Linked DNA regions of Homo sapiens: region 2 is linked to region 1. A link is a loop called in an ENCODE intact Hi-C map of the cell type or tissue named here. Cell type or tissue: PC-9. All regions are shown on one strand. Links, peaks and the distances in the headings refer to the core of each region. The heading gives the core; the rest is flanking DNA.

What was found. A loop is a pair of places that touch in the nucleus more often than their neighbours do. Peaks named below come from ENCODE experiments on the same cell type or tissue, not always from the same donor. Only the 100,000 strongest peaks of a DNase experiment are listed, where the experiment ranks them.
Region 2: it touches region 1 in a loop (11-fold over the local background); 4 of 110 quality-filtered maps call a loop at or near these places.

What each region holds. Positions count from the first base shown.
Region 1 is chr12:10,137,006-10,142,390 of GRCh38, reverse strand. No RefSeq gene overlaps it. Among named protein-coding and RNA genes, the nearest start is that of CLEC7A, 9.5 kb to the right of the region's middle. In PC-9, for the core only: CTCF peaks have their summits at 1,978 and 2,182 (motif pointing right); no DNase peak of the experiment used is centred there.
Region 2 is chr12:9,631,191-9,636,575 of GRCh38, reverse strand. It overlaps the pseudogene LOC374443. Among named protein-coding and RNA genes, the nearest start is that of KLRB1, 26 kb to the right of the region's middle. In PC-9, for the core only: a CTCF peak has its summit at 2,209 (motif pointing left); a DNase peak (open chromatin) is centred at 2,125.

The sequences.
Region 1 (5,385 bases), core at 140-5,139:
ATATCCAATTACCTTAGAGTATTTCATACAGTAAACTTTGGGCTGTGCTGGCTTAGCAGAATGTGTATACTTTCCTGAATTTATTGTTTAAGGTTTTTTTGTTTGTTTTGTTTTTGGTTTTTTGCTTGTTTATTTATTTATTTATTTTTTTGAGACAGAGTCTCACTTAGCCATCCAGGCTGGAGTGCAGTGGCGTGATCTTGGTTCAATGCAACCACTATCTCCTGGGTTCAAGCGATTCTCCCATCTCAGCCTCCCGAGTAGCTGGGATTACAAGCACCCGCCATCATGCATGGCTAATTTTTGTATTTTAGTAGAGACAGGGTTTCACCATGTTGACCAGGCTGGTCTTGAACTCCTGACCTCAGGTGATCCGTCCGCCTTGGCCTCCCAAAGTGCTAGGATTACAGGCGTGAGTCACCACGCCAGGCCTGTTCAAGTTTTTAAAATGTAACAAGTAAAATGAGCAAATTTAAGACATTCCATCTTTATATTAATATCTTCAAATGTACTTCCTTTGCATCTGTGTTTATCTCCCAGATCCTCTTAATCTCCACTTTTCCATGATCCCCCTCATCCCATGATGGATAACACCTGTAAAAATGTGCCATTTTTACTGATGGAGTACTCGTTTCCTGGAAGTAAATTAAAAATATATGGGTATATTTTTAATATTATTCTTTACATATGCATATATTTTAATTGTTATTCATATATATATAAAAGAATTGAGGAGTTCTAAGCATTGACAGAGTTGGGAAGCACAGAATTAAGTAGGAGTATCATCCATCTGACTTGTATGTGGACCATAAGGAAATCTGAGGGCTTTGATAATTATTAAACTGAACTTTGGTGACAACACAGTTAAATTTAATGGTCCATGTTATATTCCAACAAACAGTCAAATGTCTCAGATCTTCCCTAGTTCTTTTACTCCTTTAACAGCACAGCTGATAGATAATTTGTATCTCAACTCTCAGATAACATACAATCCAATAGCAATATTATAAATAATTCAAATTCAGTAAAGCATCCTATAATACTGATAGCAGAAATCTATCTCAGTATATTCATAAATATCAAATTGTCTGCCTTCGGTAAGCTTATACAACACTGTCTTATTTATTTACAATAAATACCAAACCTTTTACAAATTAAAATAATTACTTATGCCTGTCTTATTACTTTGTTATATTTTGAAAATGCTACAGGATATCTACTATGTACTTTTTTTTTTTTTTGAGACAAGGTCTTGCTCTGTTGCCCAGGCTGGAATGCAGTGGCACGATCTTGGTTCACTGAAACCTCCGCCTCCTGGGTTCCAGCTATTCTTGTGCCTCAGCTTCCCGAGTAGCTGGGACTACAGGCATGTACCACCATGTCAGCTAATTTCTGTATTTTTAGTAGAGATAGGGTTTCACCATGTTGGCCAGGCTGGTCTCGAACTCCTGGCCTCAAGCAATCAACCCACATGGGCCACCCAAAGTGCTGGGATTACAGGTGTTAGGCACTGCACCTGACCAGCTGTGTAATTTTTAAAAGGCTGAATATATACTTCAGTAAGTTAGATAAAAAATAACAACTTCAGATATTTTGATTTCCCCTTCACTCTTATTTTTACAAAGATATATGGATTAGAATTGTTTTTTTCTCATTTTTGGTTTATTCATTAATTAATTCATTTATTTATCAACGCTCTAGTGAATACCTTCTTTCTTTAGTGCTAACAGGGTTGACAGTAATGAATATACTTAGAACCTGTTCTCATGGTGCCTACAGTGTGGTATGGAGGAAGAAAATAAACAAATTAAAAATAGCTAGCTATATGATCTTATTCATCCATTTAATGTAGTCAGTGCATCACTCTAGGCACTGGGAGTTGGTACTGAGCAAGATATGTTCCCTTCTTTCTAGGAACTGATGGTGGCAGAAATTTAAAATTAAAAATAAATGTACATGGTAATTATTGAACTCTAACAGGTGATCTTAATAGAAGCTAACTCCTAATGATGATAATTCCTTAGGAATGAAGAACCATAGATGCCTTTTAGCAGAATGAAAGTGCCATTTTTATTATGAGACAGGTCTAGCCTGCAGAAATTTTTCAGTTTTACTTGCAAATGAATAAAATAGATTAAATTCCTCTAACTTACCTTGAAATTCCTAAAACGAAGCAGCAGATGGCACCGTCACCTCATTCATGCCTGCTGATTTTGCCACATCATTTTGGTTAACTCATGCTGGCTTAGCTGAGCTCAAACACCACAAGGAATCTATTTTTATCAGTTTTTCTGTACTTACCTTATTTGCCATACAAGGATCCCAACAGAGATTTAAGACCCATTATCATTTTACTGGTGAAGAAGCAAGCATAGAAAATTAAACAATATATCTAAAGTCATACAGTCCATCAGTGACAGAGTCAGAAGCAGCAATGCCACATGCTGCATTTACTGGGTAGAACGTAGACTCTGAAATTCCAAGCTCTACAAGTAACTTGAAGTTTTTTCCTTCTTATGTAATTTAATTCACCTATATTGAGCTGTTTCTTTTATTTATTTATTTATTTATTTTGTTTCGAGGTGAGGTCTCGCTCTGTTGCCCAGGCTGGAGTGCAATTGTGCAATCTCTGCCTCCCGTGTTCAAGCAATTCTCTCACCTCAGCCTCCCGAGTAGCTGGGATTACAGGGGCGTGCCACCATTCCTGGCTAATTTTTGTATTTTCAGTAGAGATGGGGTTTTACCATGTTGGCCAGGCTGGTCTCGAACTCCTGACCTCAGGTTATCCACCCACCTAGACTTCCCAAAGTGCTTAGATTATAGGTGTGAGCCACTGTGTCCACCTTTTTTTTTTGTTGTTTGCTTTTTTAGACAGAGTCTTACTCTGTTGCCCAGGCTGGAGTGTAGTGTCAGGATCTCAGCTCACTGCAGCCTCCTCTGCCTCCCGGATTCAAAGGATTCATGCTTCAACCTCCCGAGCAGCTGGGATTACGGGCCTGTACCACCATGCCCTGCTAATTTTTGTATTTTTAGTAGAGATGGGGTTTTGCCATGTTGGCCAGGCTGGTCTTGAACACCTGGCCTCAAGTGATCTGCCCGCCTCGGCCTCCGAAAGTGCTGGGATTACAGGTGTGAGCCACTGTGCCCGGCCTGTTACCCCTCTTTTAAAAAGTGAATGGAATTTGTCAGGTGACTAGCTTCCAAATATTTTCATTGCTCAATTGCTTTTTTTCTAAATGAAATTGTATATAAAATTTCCACCTATCAAAAAAGCAACATCAGAGATGCTCTGGTTGAATCAATATTGGGACAGTCCAGAGACCTTCCTGTTTGGCCTGTCCTGCATCACATTCTGCTGTATTTTTCTACTAAAGATGATGCTGAGTTATAGGATACAGAACTGAAACATGGATGTCCAATAAAGTAACAAAAGTGAATGCAATGGAACACAGAGCCGCTATGGGTAAAATAAAGAGGGATGACCCACAGGTAACCTAAAGCAAACAAATAAACATACACAGCTGAATTTTGCTTCCTATGCCATTTTTTTTCTTGACTCCCACATTTGGAGATGCTTTTTCTTCTCTTCCAAGGTTTCTCCATTTGTACCCACGACAGGAACTGTCTATTTCGAGGGTAGATTTTACCTCCATGCCATTGCTCAAGAGTCTCCTGAAACTATCTCCTGCAGTCAAGATGAAAATGGCCAATTTGGGACTCAGTGTCCTTGGTCAACTGCCTTGTTCTTGCTTCTTCCATTTTATCTCACTGAACCCCAGGACTCCTTTTCCCAGCTACTAGGGAGGCTGACGAAGGAGAATCGCTTGAACCCGGGAGGCAGAGTTTGTGGTGAGCCAAGATGGCGCCACTGCACTCCAGCCTGGGCAGAAGAGTGAGATTCCATCCCTCCGAAAAAAGACAATTCAAAATTCAAGTAAATGATAAGTTTAAAAATACCAAAACTTGGTTTCAGGATTAATTCTAAAATTCATTTAATTGAATTTTTCTCTGATTGTACTCTTGAAAAAGAAGTAAGTGTAATATCGTATTGAAATGGTCAGAAGAAAAGGAGGGAGGAGAAGAAATAACACTTTTTTAAAAAAAGAGGACATAGAAAACTTATAAATAGGCTGTTTATTTATTGTATATGAAATTTACTTATAAACTCATAAATAGCCTATTTATAAGTTTTCTATGTCCACCTTTTCAAGGAAAAGGAGTCCTGGGGTTCAGTGAGTTAAACTGGAAGAAGCAGGAACAAGGCAGTTGACCAAGGACATTGAGTCCCAAACTGACCATTTTCATTTTGACTGCCCGAGATAGTTTCAGGAGACCCTTGAGCAATGGGCATGGGGGTAAAATCCACCCTTGAAATAGACTGTCCCTGTTGTGGGTACAAACGGGATTACAGGCACCTGCCACCACACCCAGCTAATTTTTGTATTTTTAGTAGAGACAGGGTTTCACCATGTTGGCCAGGCTGGTCTCGAACTCCTGACCTCAAGAGATCTGCCTACCTCAGCCTCTCAAACTGCTGAGATTACAGGCGTGAGCCACCACCCCCAGCCTGAATTGCCTTTTTTTCTTCCTATTTCCTTCTCAACATTATTTCTAGGTTCCTTACCTTATCACAAAACCTCCATGTGTATCTTCTACACTGTTCTTTCCATTTTCTCACTACTTAACATACCTGGTTGTACTTCTTTATTTTTTCCTCCTCTCATTGCCATGACTACAATCCCTTCTCCTGAATCTTTTGAATTTTTTGGCTCTGTCAATTTAGATTTTCATTATAATCTGACTTCCTAAGAAAAAAGAAATGTCAAGTTATTTTGTCCTCTACTTAAAACTAATTGCCAGGATGCTCTGCAGCTTGAAGTTAAACTACCAGGGAAGTCTTTTAGGACAATGCCTCATACTCTTCTGTTTGATTTGTCTTGCTCTTTTTTCTTGTTTGTTTGAGACAGCCTGTAGCTCAGGCTGGAGTGCAGTGGTAGGATCTCGGCTCACTGCAGCCTTAATCTCCTGAGCTCAAGCGATCCTCCTGCCTCAACCTCCTGAGTAGCTGGGACTACAGGCACATGCCACCATGCCCGACTAATTTTTTGTTGTGGTGATCGGACCCAACACCAGGTCGTGGGGGTGACGAAGTCCAACAGAGTCAAAGGAATGAGAAAAGACAGTTTGAGAGAGAAAGTGGGTCCAGGGGGCCAACACTAGTTATGGAGGCTGCGAAGGCCCCGAGCTCCGGAAGCCCAGACTGTTTATTGGTGATCAAACAAAGAAACAGGTGGTGAGAACGTGGGGGTCGAAAGGGAGCGTTGCATTAAGCACATGAGTTACAGCTGTGATGGTTTAGCATTTATATGGCCAATTCTGAGACAC
Region 2 (5,385 bases), core at 196-5,195, 510 kb after region 1:
TTTATTCCTAGGTTTTTTTGTGTGTGTAGCTATTGCAAATGGGATTGCCTTCTTGATTTTGTTTTCAGCTAGTTCATTGTGTGTGTATAGAAATATTACAGATTTTTTCTGTCTTAACTTTGTGTCTTGAAAATTTACTAAGTTCTTGTATCCTTTCTGAGAGTTTTTTGGTGGACTTTCCAGTTTTCTATATATAAGATTATGTCATCGGAAAACAGGAACAATTTGACTTCCTCCTTTCTAATTTAGATTTTCTGTATTTTTCCCTCTTGTCTAATTGCTTGGGCTGGGCTTCTAGTACTATGCTGAATAAGAGTGATGAGAGTAGCCATCCATGTTTTGTTCCAGATCTTTGGGAAAAAGCTTTCAGCTGTCATAACCAAAATAGATCTGAGGAATGAGCATTCCTTACCTTGGGAACAGCAGGAGCAAAGGGCCTAAGGAAGGGGAACCTGGCATGTGCTAGGAATGGAAAGAAGTTCTTGTGGATCTAATATGATCAACATGGCAGTGGAGGCAGAAGTGGAGAAGGATGAGTGGTGAAGGTTGAGGCTGAGGACATGTAAAGATGCTAGATTGTATTGGACCTTGTTAAACAGCGAGAAGGATTTGGGTATCATTTTTTTCTCTAACTGCAAAAAGGAGCTATTGAAGGACTTCAAGCAGAGAAAAGATACTTTTGCATTTTTATATTTTAGAAGATACCTCTGACTGCTAGGTGGAACAGGTTTGCAGAAGGGTAACTGTGGAAGCGACAACTAGATCTGTTAATCTACACATCTGTACCTGTGTAAATACAGAAGTGAAGTGAGCCAAGAATAAAATCTTAATTTTGCATTTAGAGGAAAACACAGGAAAAGTCAGCAAATGAGAAACTGTGGCCCTTGAAGTGGGAAGAACAGTAGAATAATGTGTTTTAGGAAGATATAAGGGAAAGACATTGGACAGGGGCTACTTTGTTTATAGGATTACTTTTCAGTGGTTTCAATTGTAGAGGAAAAATACCCATATTCCTCAATTGCACTTATTATTTTCTAATAATGAGTCATAAAGAATGCTAGTAGTATGCAAGTAGCTAATACAATAACCTTATTGTATTTGAATCTCTGTAGGCTATTCTCAAAGAAAAATTGCATTGGACAAAGTTAAATAGGCAAGGAAGACTTTATTCAAAATTGTTGCAATAGGTGTCAAGCCTGTTCCAATAAGAAAGAGAGACTGTATTCAAATCTGTTGAACAAAAAGCAGGAGAGATTGTAAAGGCTGGAGTATGCTAGTGAAAAAGTTCTGGAGAATATTAGTGGGGAAGGTGGGTCAACATGATTAGGCCATCTGTATTTGCTAACTGGCACATATGGAAGTTAGAGTACTACCCTCCCACAGAGATGGGAAGATAAGGGAACTATTTTTCTTGATGATTATTTTTCAAAGAAATGGCTCCCAGGTCTTTGAGAAAGATATTCCTGGGTTGCAAAACCGATAAAAGGCTAGAGAAAAATTTAAATCTCAAATAAGAAGACAGAAAGAATTTATAGTGGGAAGTTTTCTAAAGTAAACAATCTAAGAAAAGAGAAGTAAAGGAGTGATACGTCAGGGAGAAATCTGTCTAAAGTTTAGTCAAGTTGAGGGGAACATCAAGGCAGTCCCGTTCATCCTATACATGTATAAAATCTTGTTCAGAGGTACCTTGACATTAACTCACCCTCAAAATTCTTGCAAAACTCATAACAGAATATTTTATTTACGTTTGCAAAGTCTAAGCAATATGGATAACATTTTGTGTTGAAAGCAGCTAAAAGGCTTTTAGCAAAGCAACACAATAAACACTGGTTTAATCTGCTTGAATTTAGCCAGACCACTCAACTAAGAGCAGAGCTACCTTTTTAAGAATTAAGCCCAGCCTTAGGCAAAACTGTGAAGTAGACACGATTTTGCTTTAGTTCTTCACCTCCATGTGTCCTGGTATAACAGCCCCCAATGATACTGTAGATTTTGAAAGAAGCCTGAATTTGGGAGTTGAGAAACAGTTCAGTCTTCCTGTTTACTCATCTACAAAGTAAAGAAAAGAATATCTACTTAGCAAATACAAGTATTGGTACCTCCAATGAAATAATGTGGATTTAAACATTTCATCAATTAGTTTCTGACTTCAGTACACAGGTGTAAGGACAGAAAAAGAAAGGCATTGCAGCGCCCTCTTCTGGGAACTGTTGGTAAACTAACTCAGATAGTTGAAATGGATTTTCTAGGTGAATACAAAAGTTTCACTCTAGGAATAACTGCTCCACTTTTTAAAATATACAGATACATTGAAGTGTGCAAACAAACATCAAATTCAAACTCTTGAAGAGAAACACCAATGTTCATCCTTTTCCTCAACCCCTATCCACACATCCATGCAGGCAGCCCAGGGGACCTCAGATTGAAAATCGGAAAATAACTTATCAAGAAGCCATGTCACTTATAGCATTAGCTCTAAAACTTTAATTCATCTATGTATTACCTGGAGATCTTTTAAAACTGCAGATTCATATTCACTGGGTCCAGGATTCTACATTTCTAACAATCTCCCAGGTGAGACCTACACTGATGGTGGCATGACTGAAATCACCTTTGAAAAATTATAACAGTGAGAATGTAACCACCCAACAGGTTCACCTTGCCCAAGGCCTAGACAGAGCCAATATATCAAGACAGGGAAATTGCAATAGAGAAAGAGTAACTCATGCAGAGGCAGCTGTGTGGGAGTCCAGAGTTTTATTCAAAACTCAAATCAGTCTCTTAGAGCATTCAGGGAGCAGTTTTTAAGAACAACTTGGTAGGTGGGGGGAATCCAGTGATACAGGACATAGAAATAAATTATTTAGGCAGATAGTAAGGACAACAGAGTCATAGGCAGAATTTTCCATTTTAACAAAAAGCAGCCCAAAAAATCATTTCTTTTCTAACAAAGAGCAGCCTGAGAAATCGAGCTGCAGACATACATGAGCAAGCTGGAAGCTTGCACAGATGAATGCCAGCAGCTGTGCCAATAGAAAAGGGCTACCTGAGGGCCAGGCATGTTCAACATGGAGGGTCCATCTTCTTTTCTTGTCATCACATGTACAGTAAAGGAACAGGCAACAAGGCACAGGCCAGGTAGAGAACCCATCTGCATAATAAAAGATTAGGGAGGACAGTTGGCATGAGGTTCTAAGATGGCCAAATAAGAACAGCTCCAGTCCACAGCTTCCAGTGTGAGCAATGCAGAAGATGGGCGATTTCTGCATTTCCAACTTAGGTAATGGGTTCATCTCACTGGGGCTTGTCGGACAGTGGGTACAGCCCACAGAGCAGGGCGGGGCATCACCTCACCCAGGAAGCGCAAGGGGTCAGGGAATTCCCTTTCCTAGCCAAGGGAAGCCGTGACAGATGGTACCTGGAAAATCGGGGCACTCCCACCTTAATACTGCACTTTTCCAATGGTCTAAGCAAATGGCACACCAGGAGATTATATCCCGCGCCTGGCTCGGAGGGTCCCATGCCCAAGGAGCCTCGCTCGCTGAGAGCACAGCAGTCTGAGATCGAACTGCAAGGCGGCAGTGAGGCTGGGGAAGGGGCGTACGCAATTGCTGAGGCTTGAGTAGATAAACAAAGCAGCCGGGAAGCTTGCACTGGGTGGAGCCCACCGCAGCTCAAGGAGGCCTGCCTGCCTCTGTCGACTCCACCTCTAAGGGCAGGGCATAGCTGAACAAAAGGCAGCAGAAACTTCTGCAGACTTCAAAGCTGTCTGACAGATTTGAAGACAGTAGTGGTTCTCCCAGCACAGAGTTTGAGATCTGAGAATGGACAGACTGCCTCCTCTAGTGGGTCTCTGATCCCCAAGTAGCCTAACTGGGAGACACCTCCAAGTAGGGGCCGACTGACACCTCATACAGCCAGGTGTCCCTCTGAGACGCAGCTTCCAGAGGAAGGATCAGGCAGCAACATTTGCTGTTCTGCAATATTTGCTGTTCAGCAGCCCCTGCTGGTGATACCCAGGCAAACAGGGTCTGGAGTGGACCTCCAGCAAACTCCAACAGACCTGCAGCTGAGGGTCATGACTGTTAGAAGGAAAACTAACAAACAGAAAGGACATCCACACCAAAACCCCATCTGTGTGTCCCCATCATCAAAGACCAAAGGTAGATAAAATCACAAAGATGGGGAGAAACAAGAGCAGAAAAGCCGAAAATTCTAAAAATCAGAGTGCCTCTTCTCCTCCAAAGGGATGCAGCTCCTCTCCAGCAATAGAACAAAGCTGGATGGAGAATTACTTTGACAAGTTGAGAGAAGAAGGCTTCAGACGATTGGTAATAACAAACTTCTCTAAGCTAAAGGAGGATGTTCGAACCCATTGCAGAGAAGCTAAAAACCTTGAAAAAAGATTAGATGAATGGCTAACTAGAATAAACAGTGTAAAGAAGACCTTAAATGACCCAATGGAGCTGAAAACCATACCACGAGAACTACATGATGCATGCACCAGCTTCAGTAGCCGATTTGATCAAGTGGAAGAAAGGGTGTCAGGGATTGAAGAGCAAATGAATGAAATGAAACAAAAAGAGAAGTTTAGAGAAAAAAGAGTAAAAAAAAATGAACAAAGCCTCCAAGAAATATGGGACTATGTGAAAAGACCAAATCTACGTCCGATTGGTATACCTGAAAGTGACGAGGAGAATGGAACCAAGTTGGAAAACACTCTTCAGGATATTATCCAGGAGAACTTCCCCAACATAGCAAGGCAGGCCAACATTCAAATTCAGGAAATACAGAGAATACCACTAAGATGCTCCTCGAGAAGAGCAACTCCAAGACACATAATTGTCAGATTCACCAAAGTTGAAATGGAGGAAAAAATGTAAGGGCAGCCAGAGAGAAAGGTCGGGTTACCCACAAAGGGAAGCCCATCAGGCTAACAGCGGATCTCTCAGCAGAAACTCTACAAGCCAGAAGACAGTGGGGGCCAATATTCAACGCTCTTAAAGAAAAGAATTTCATATCAACCCAGAATTTCAATTCCAGCGAAACTAAGCTTCATAAGTGAAGGAGAAATAAAATCCTTTACAGACAAACAAATGCTGAAAGATTTTGTCACCACCAGGCCTGTCTTACAAGAAGAGCTCCTAAAAGAAGCACTAACCATGGAAAGAAACAACCGGTACAAGCCACTGCAAAAACATGCCAAATTGTAAAGAACATCGATGCTAGGAAGAAACTGCATCAACTAACGAGCAAAATAACCAGCTAACATCATAATGACAGGATCAATTTCACACGTAACAATATTAACCTTAAACGTAAATGGGCTAAGTGCTCCAATTAAAAGACACAGACTGGCAAATTGGATAAAGAGTCAAGACCCAC